2 separate regions of the Homo sapiens genome follow, and region 1 is linked to region 2. The links are chromatin contacts, found by Hi-C in ENCODE. All regions are on one chromosome and are shown on one strand. The core of a region is the stretch at or near the end of the contact, and the rest is flanking DNA. Distances in the headings are between cores, read along the strand shown.

The links. A loop is a pair of places that touch in the nucleus more often than their neighbours do. Pooled maps may share reads with other maps.
Region 1: a map of chondrocyte shows a loop between it and region 2 (5-fold over the local background). The contact joins the enhancer-like site here to the promoter of NDUFAB1 in region 2. A Hi-C loop is called at or near these places in 1 of 168 maps with a recorded cell type or tissue (chondrocyte) and 7 of 50 pooled maps.

The regions. Positions count from the first base shown.
Region 1 is chr16:24,033,908-24,037,750 of GRCh38, reverse strand. It overlaps PRKCB (protein kinase C beta), which reads right to left. Exons shown (of 17, transcript NM_002738.7): 5 at 2,204-2,332. Among named protein-coding and RNA genes, the nearest start is that of MIR1273H, 170 kb to the left of the region's middle. Within about 2 kb of position 2,515, at least 6 of the 41 ENCODE cell types and tissues checked have a DNase peak (open chromatin) inside an H3K27ac peak, as active enhancers do.
Region 2 is chr16:23,594,701-23,598,952 of GRCh38, reverse strand. NDUFAB1 (NADH:ubiquinone oxidoreductase subunit AB1) reads left to right here and starts at 2,637. Exons shown (of 5, transcript NM_005003.3): 1 at 2,637-2,830. The coding sequence starts at 2,663. RefSeq lists a silencer at 2,890-2,979.

The DNA of each region.
Region 1 (3,843 bases), core at 1,266-3,765, 440 kb before region 2:
TCTCAAAGTTCACAGCATATCTATGATTAAGGGGGAAGACTTTGACCTTGAACTTGAAGAAATATTGTACTGTACCACATCAGAACAAAGACTCCCTAAGGAATGCCCATAGGAGGTGCCCTAGCCAAACCACAAAAGGAATAAATACGGTGGAGGGCATAGAGAAACGAAACGAAACTAAACTAAACAAAAAAGTAACCTACTATATAGTACTTTTGAGTCAAACAGACCTAGGTGAGGAAATGTGTTTTCTGATGGGTAGAATGATAACTTAACTCATTTGAGTTGTTGAAACAATGTAAATCAGATACTGCCTGTAAGTGCTTTTCACAATGATTAACACATTTTAAAAACTAAACACATCTTAGCTATTGTTTTATTATTATTGCAAATGGTGTGAGCTCTTGGAATATAACTTCTCTGAGCCGTGGCTTCTTTGTTCATAAAACAAGAATAATAGAAGGTTGGGCGCAGTGGCTCACACCTGTAATCCCAGCACTTTGGGAGGCCGAGATGGGCGGATCACTTGAGGTCAGGAGTTCTAGACCAGCCTGGCCAACGTGGTGAAACCCTGTCTCTACTAAAAATACAAATATTAGCCAGGCGTGGTGGTGGGCGCCTGTAATCCCAGCTACTCAGGAGGCTGAGGCAGGAGAATCGCTTGAACCCGGGAGGTGGAGGTTCCAGTGAGCTAAGATGGCGCCACCACACTCCAGCCTGGGCAACAGATGGAGTCTCCCTCTCAAACAAGAATAATAGAGATTTCACAATGTTGTGAAGGTGGAAAGAGATAACACGTAAGGTTTAGAGCACTGCACATCCCATGCGGCCCATAAATGTTGGCTGCCCGCAGTCATGCTTTGGAACGAGTGTATTTCCCACAGAATGACACCAGAGGGAAGCAGAGTCTCATATTTGTCTCACCAGCATCGGGAACCTCAATCAGTGGGGAAAACTGGCTTCCCTTGAACCTGAAACTGCGGGATTTCCCCTGGGGCCCCCAAGCATCACACTGGGAGGCAGGCGACCACTTGGAGGAAAACATAATGCAATGGATTGCACATTTTCTAAAATCTCACTGGGCTTCACGAAATCTCAAGTTTAAAAGAATTATATTGTACAGGGATAAGTATTTTTCAGCTTTTACACAATCTACGTAAAGCCCCTCCGCAACCCAGGGCTCAATGCATCAGAGCTACTGAACCAGTCTGAGGCCTCAGAAACACTAATTTTTGCAAAATTAATCTCTTCCATGATCAATTTCCTGAGTTACCAACTCATAAACCCTTATTTATATTCATTAGATATATAAAGTCCACAGTAGTTTGTCACTAGCCTTTGAGAAGAAATTCCTGCAAAGTTTTAGCTCCACTCCCAGCCAGCTCAGTGCTGGTTATACCGGGGCTTATGGCTGAGTATTCCTCAAGCCAGTGCTGCTGAGTTCCAATTTTGCTTGAACTTCCCATATCAGAGCCAGGTATGTCTTGAATGCTGGGATACATGAGTGACAGCCCCACCACCACCACCACCACCACCACCAGCAGCTCCTCCTCTCACTGCATCTCCCAGGAGACTGTACCATCCTGCTTTCTAATTATCATGAAATATTTTAGACATGCAGAAAATATAGAGAATAATAAAATTACAGCATAGCCACCATCAGGTTCAAGAAAGAAATATTTCAAATATGTGGAAAGCCCCTGAATTGCACCCTCCAACCCTCCTCCTTCCCAAGATATTATATTCTCCAAATCTGGGGTTTATCATCAAGACTCCATTTTTCCTGCTGGAAAAGTTTGCGGAAGAAGCAAGCTTCCCTTCTCTGCTATCTGAGTAAAGGAAATGCAACTACCCATCCCAAAAGATTACTAAAAAAGAGTGGGAAATGAGAAGGAGAGAAGGGAAGTGGAGGATCCTGAGGAAGTTAGAAGTCCAAGGAACTCAGACGTCTCCTCTCTGAACCCAAGTCAGCCTGGGGTGCTGATGGACGAAGCTTTGAGGGTGTACAGTTTCTAAAGATCCCCCTGCTGCAGGGAGGGGCTGTCATGGGCAGGGCATGGGGCAGAAGCAGTGCCACACCCCCTCCCCGTCCCTGGACTGCCCCACCCCTCCACTGGACTGCCCCACCCCTCCGCCACCCTCCCCTTCTCAATCACACAGGTCAAGCAAGGTCAGGAGCCAGTGGAGCCCCAGGGCCACCTACCGAGGACAATGAGGACGTCCCTGTCGATGTGGGCCTGGATGTAGATGCGGCCGCGGCGCTCCGTGTGGTCCGTGCCACACAGGCTGGGAACATTCATCACGCAGCGCTTGTGCACATTCATCATGCAGGCTGTGAGGGCAGAGAGAGGGGATGTGGCTTAGGCTGGCCCAGGCTGGGGGCTGCAGACATCTGCCCCACCCAAGACCGCTGAGCCCTTCCTGTTTCCCTCCTTTGAGACAGCTGAGACACACGAGCCTGGCTGAGACCAACTTGCCTGCCAGGATCTCATCAGAAGGGCTTTTCCAACTCTTCCCCCTGAACCCTGATGGGCAAAGGAGGTAGAACTTGTCTGTTCCCCACCCACAGCCAAGGGTGCAGTCTGAAGCAAGCACACCCCACACCCCTTAAGGCTCTGAAGCCAGAGTCACCAACTTCAATGCTCACAGGCTGGCTGGTCACATGAGTGAGGAAAGCTAAGGGGGTGGCAGGGACTTGGCCAAGCCAAGTGGGAAACAGAGCAAAAACATTCCCCATTTCTCAACGTATGCAGGAATCTCGATGTGTACGTGACAGCTCTGATTTTTAAATATTAACAGCTAATAGGTTGGGCTCCCTGGAAAGAGTCTGAGACGGGGAGTTTTGAGCACAAGGTTTTTGGGGAGTGCTCTTGTGGGGAGAAGTTCGTTTGCCACGTGGATGCAATCAAAGCTGATGTTAGGGGGAGCCCAGAGCTGAGATGACCCTTCAGAGTTGTTCCAAACTGAGACAAGAGGGCTGGGCACCACAATCATCTGGTCTCCCTGGAAGAGGCATTATCTTGGGCAATTATGCAGGATGGGGCACTGCTGTGAACCACAGCTAGGGGATGGGGTGGGACCATGAAGAGGGGGTCTGGGCTGGCCATAGTGTCCACCATAATTAATTACAAGGAAAAAGATTTAGAGCCAGGGCAGGGTGGATAAAATGTGCCTATACACTGAATTTGGCCTTCGGCCATCTCTCATGTTATAGGATATCCACTCCCTCTGCGCACTCCTCCGTAGAGTATCTGTGTCTATTTCAATGTGGTGGGTGATTTCTTCTAGGTCTTGAGCAATAATGCCCCACTCCAGGAAGGTGTGCCAGGCACCCAGGATTCTCCAGGGGGACGCTAGTTCCAGTTGGAGAAGCCAGAAGGAGAGGCCAAGTCACCCCATGGGCCCCTATTTCAAGGGATCTGGGGGCAAGGGACCCTTCTCAGACCACCCAAGTCCCAGGAGGCAGCAGGCCTATTACAAAAACTAGAAATGAGTTGTGGGGAGGGAAGGGAGAGCCCTCTGGGACCTGAGCACCAGCCTGAGCTCCCACCCACCACTGTCTCTGAGGCAGGGACATTGTCCCTATATTAGGGCCCCATGTGTGGTAAGAGGAGCTGGTGTCCTGCAGGCAGAAGGCTCCAACCTCACTGTCCCCCTGTGGCTCTTGCCATGTTTCTGTGTCTGTCTCTCTGTTTCCACGTTGCTGCATGTCTCTTGTCTCTGCTGTCCCACTTCTGCACGTGGCTCACTGCCTTGGCCGTGTCTGTGAATCGGTCTGTTCCACTCTCTGCACTTGTCTCTGGCCTCTTTGTCTCTCCCTTTCTCCAACTGTGTCTCTCTGCC
Region 2 (4,252 bases), core at 1,388-3,887:
GTGGCTCACGCCTGTAATCCCAGCACTTTGGGAGGCCGAGGCGGGCAGATCATGAGGTCAGGAGTTTGAGACCACCCTGGCTAACACGGTGAAACCCCATCTCTATAAATACATACATACATACATATATACATACATACGTGTAACACTGAAAGACTAGATAGGTCATGGGAAGAGATGGCCCCAATTGTGAACTTAGTAGGATTAGGTTCTTCCTAAGCTAAGAGCTACATTTTTTTGGGAAACAGAGTCTCACTCTGTTGCCCAGGCTGGAGTGTAGTGGTGTGATCATAGCTCACTGCAGCCTTGACCTCCTGGGCTCAATTGGTCCTCCCACCTCAGCTTCCCAAGCAGCTGGGACCACAGACATGCATCACCATGCCTGGCTAATTTTTTAAATTTTTTATGGAGACAAGGTCTCCCTGTGTTGCCTAGGTTGATCTCAAACTCCTGGGCTCAAGCGATCCACCTCCCTTGGCCTCCCAAAGTGCTGGGATTACGGAGGTGAGCCACTGAACCAGGCTTGCCTGTCTGGCTTGCTCACAGTTGCAGCCTCAACAATTAGTACGTAACAGATACTCAATTTTTTTTTGAGACTTTTTTGAGATGGAGCTTCACTCTTGTTGCCCAGGCTAGAGTGCAATGGCGCGATCTCAGCTCCCTGCAACCTCTACCTCCCGGGTTCAAGCAATTCTCCTGTCTCAGCTTCCTGCCTCCTGAGTAGCTGGGATTACAGTCACCTGCCACCACACCCAGCTAATTTTTGTATTTTTAGTAGAGACGGGGTTTCACCATGTTGTCCAGGTTGGTCTCAAACTCCTGACATCAGGTGATCCACCTGCCTCAGCCTCCCAAAATGCTGGGATTACAGGTTTGACCCACCATGCCTGGCCCCCAGACACTCGAGTTTTAAAGGAATGCTATAATAAATAGAAATTATTTTACAACAGTGGGATGAAACTATGTTTTTTTTGTTTTCGTTTTTTTTTTTTGAGATGGAGTCTTGCTCTTTTGCCAGCCTGGAGTGCAGTGGCGCAATCTCGGCTCACTGCAACCTCTGCCTCCCAAGTTCAAGCGATTCTCCTGCCTCAGCCTCCTGAGTATCTGGGACTACAGGCGCGCACCACCACACCCAACTAATTTTTGTATTTTTAGTAGAAATGGGGTTTCACCATGTTGACCAGGATTGTCTCGATCTCTTGACCTCGTGATCCACCCACCTTGGCCTCCCAAAGTGCTGGGATTACAGGTATGAGCCACCGCGCCTGGCAGCATACCATTACATTTTATTTTACTTGGATTTAACAAAAATAAAAAGAAATTGAGGTAAAACTGGTGACATTATTGGATCATTCATTCAGGCAGATTTCAGAATTTGGAGTCATTATCCCGTGTGTTTCCATTTCAGTCAATATCCTTTAGCTCCCTGCTTAGAAATAGGAATTAGCCTTCTTAAACTCCTCCCTCGCTTACCTATTTTTGTTAGCTATTGTAAGGAACATGGCTGTGCTTTGGTCAAGGATAGGCCAAGGTAAGATGTTTACATCCTGCGTGACTCAGCAAGTTTAGACAGAGGCGTATAACTCCACTTGTTATCACAGCCATGTAGGCATAACATGGGAAGGTCATCACTTGGCTCTAAGCCACTATTTTCTGTAAAAGGTATAATTGCCCTGCTGATACTGTACAGGCGTTCGTGCCCAGAGAAAGAGAGAGCCAGAGCTGTCAGTCTTTGCAGACAGACAGGGGGAGCCAGATCACAGCTGAGAGAGAGTTAAGCTGCTGACCCTGAAGGCAAGGGAGAGCCAGCCTCGCAGTTGTGTGGGGGAGCCATGGGACTAAGCAGCTGAGACAAGGCAGACAGTGTGAGAGAACTAGTGTAAGTAAGCTGCTGATGAGAGCTGCTGCTGAATAAAATCATCTTTCACCTGCCTACCGTCCCCTGAGTGTTCTTTCAGCTATCTGTTCATCCACCCACTCCCCTCAGACCTCGATATGGGCTGGAACCTGGCTGTGGGCATGACAGTTGGCATAGTCGTGGACCTGACAGCTATATTATACACTGTCAAGTTTTAAAACATGTATATTGTTTTAATCGTAATTCTCACATTTATTAGTCTTAGGTATTGAAATTGATTATTTTTTCACATTATTATATATATTTTTTTACCTATTCAATAAATGTTAATACTTGTGGAAGAATTGTGGAATCAAAACTTTGTCCTTTTTTTCTTTTAATCTTTTTTGTAATAGAGACGGAGTCTTGCCGTGTTGGCCAGGTTGGTCTTGAACTCCTGAGCTCAAACAGTCCTGCCACCTTGGCCTCCCAAAGTGCTAGGATTAAAGGCGTCAGCCACCGCACCCGGCCCCAAACGTTTAAACAGATGTATTTCAGAACTTTCAGATAAAAAATGAAAGTAGGTTTCTCGTGCCGTGTCGTTTAGGGAAAGACGGCGACGTCTGCACAGTTTAGTTGTGACACCAAGCAGTTGTTCGTCCCCGAACCTGGATGGGCTCCGAGGGCGCAGTGCCTCCAGGAGCCGCCAGGGGCCGCCACCGCCGGCGGTGCCCGACAGCGCTGCCGTGTGCGTCGCCTGCGCGCCGCCGGAAAGGAACCCTGGTCCGGAGGCGGCGGCGCAGTGCATCCTGGGTTGGCGTAGCCATGGCGTCTCGTGTCCTTTCAGCCTATGTCAGCCGCCTGCCCGCGGCCTTTGCGCCGCTGCCCCGGGTCCGGATGCTGGCCGTGGCCCGGCCTCTCAGCACCGCTCTCTGCTCCGCGGGGACCCAGACGAGGCTCGGGACTTTGCAGCCGGCCTTAGTGCTCGCGCAGGTGACTCGTGGTGACTTTGCTGCCGCTTGGCAAGGGTCAGGGATTGGGCCCGGTGGGGGTGGGGGCCGGGCATCCGGGGCGCGCCAGCTGCAGGCAGGGGTGACCCGGGGGGCAGCCGGCTCGCTCCGCAGCCCCGCTGCCTAAAGGTGTTTAGTTGACCCCTGACGGGAGGCCGGGTGACCTCGTAATAACGAGCAAGAGCACTGACTCGAGTCCAGCACTGCTGGGCTGCCGCTTACCGAAACTTTGGACAAGTCTCCTAGCCTGGCTCACACTCACCTGCAAAATTGGGATCCTGGTCTCTACCTTGCGGAGTAGCAATGAGGATTAGATGAGTTAATGCGGCTAGAGCACCTCGTACGGTCTCAAAATAGCGGTCACCGTATTGTAGTGAAAGCAGCATGCAAAGAGGCAGCCACACTGGCCTACAGCCTTCTCCAGAGCGGTTTTCTCTCTGCAGTTCTGTCCTTACTCTTCCCTGCAGCACCTTCTGCCTGTGTCCAGGACTCCTGGAAGTAATTCTAGGAAACAAGCCAAGTGACCTTTGACCAATAAGGATTTGAATTGCGCGGGTCCACTTATATGCGGATTTTTTTTCAACCAAACGCGACCAGTATTTACGGGATGTGCCGCCCCGCGTATAAGGAGGGCAGGCTCTTCCTATAAGCGGATTCTGCAAGGCTGACTGCGGGACGTGAGTGTGCGGGGATTTGGGTATAGTCGGGGGTCCTGGAACCAATCTGCGCAAATACCAAGGAACGACTGTACCTGTAGTATATAGCTTGAGCTGATGAAATCTGCGTGAGGCTGAAACGCCGGGAGGCAGTGATTTCGGTGTTGTTGTTGTTGTTTTTGAGACAGAGTCTCGCTCTGTCACCCAGGCTGTAATGCAGTGGCGTGATCTCAGCTCACTGCAACCTCCGGCTAACGGCAACCTCCGCCTCTCAGGTTCAAGCAATTCTCCTCCCTCAGCCCCCCCGAGTATTTGGGACTACAGGCGCCCGCCACCATGCCCGGCTAAGTTTTGTATTTTTAGTGGAGACGGGGTTTCATCATATTGGCCAGGTTGGTCTTGAACTCCCGACCTCGCAATCCACCCGCCTCGGCCTCCCAAAGTGCTGGGATTACAGGCGTGAACCACCGCGCCCTGCCTTTTTTTTGTTGTTTTCTAAGTTCTCCAGATGACTCTGAAGTGCAGTTGGGAATAAAAATAACCGTCTTAAGGTAGGATAGACTCCCAAGGTCAAGTTATGAAACCCCTTTTCAAAGTCATAGACTTCAGGTAATAGTGGTTTCAACCTTGACTGCATGTTAGTGTGAAAAATAAGTGTGTCTGGCCAGGCGTGGTGGCTCACGCCTGTAATCCCAGCACTTTGGGAGGCCGAGGCGGGCGAATCGCTTGAGCCCAGGAGTTTGAGACCC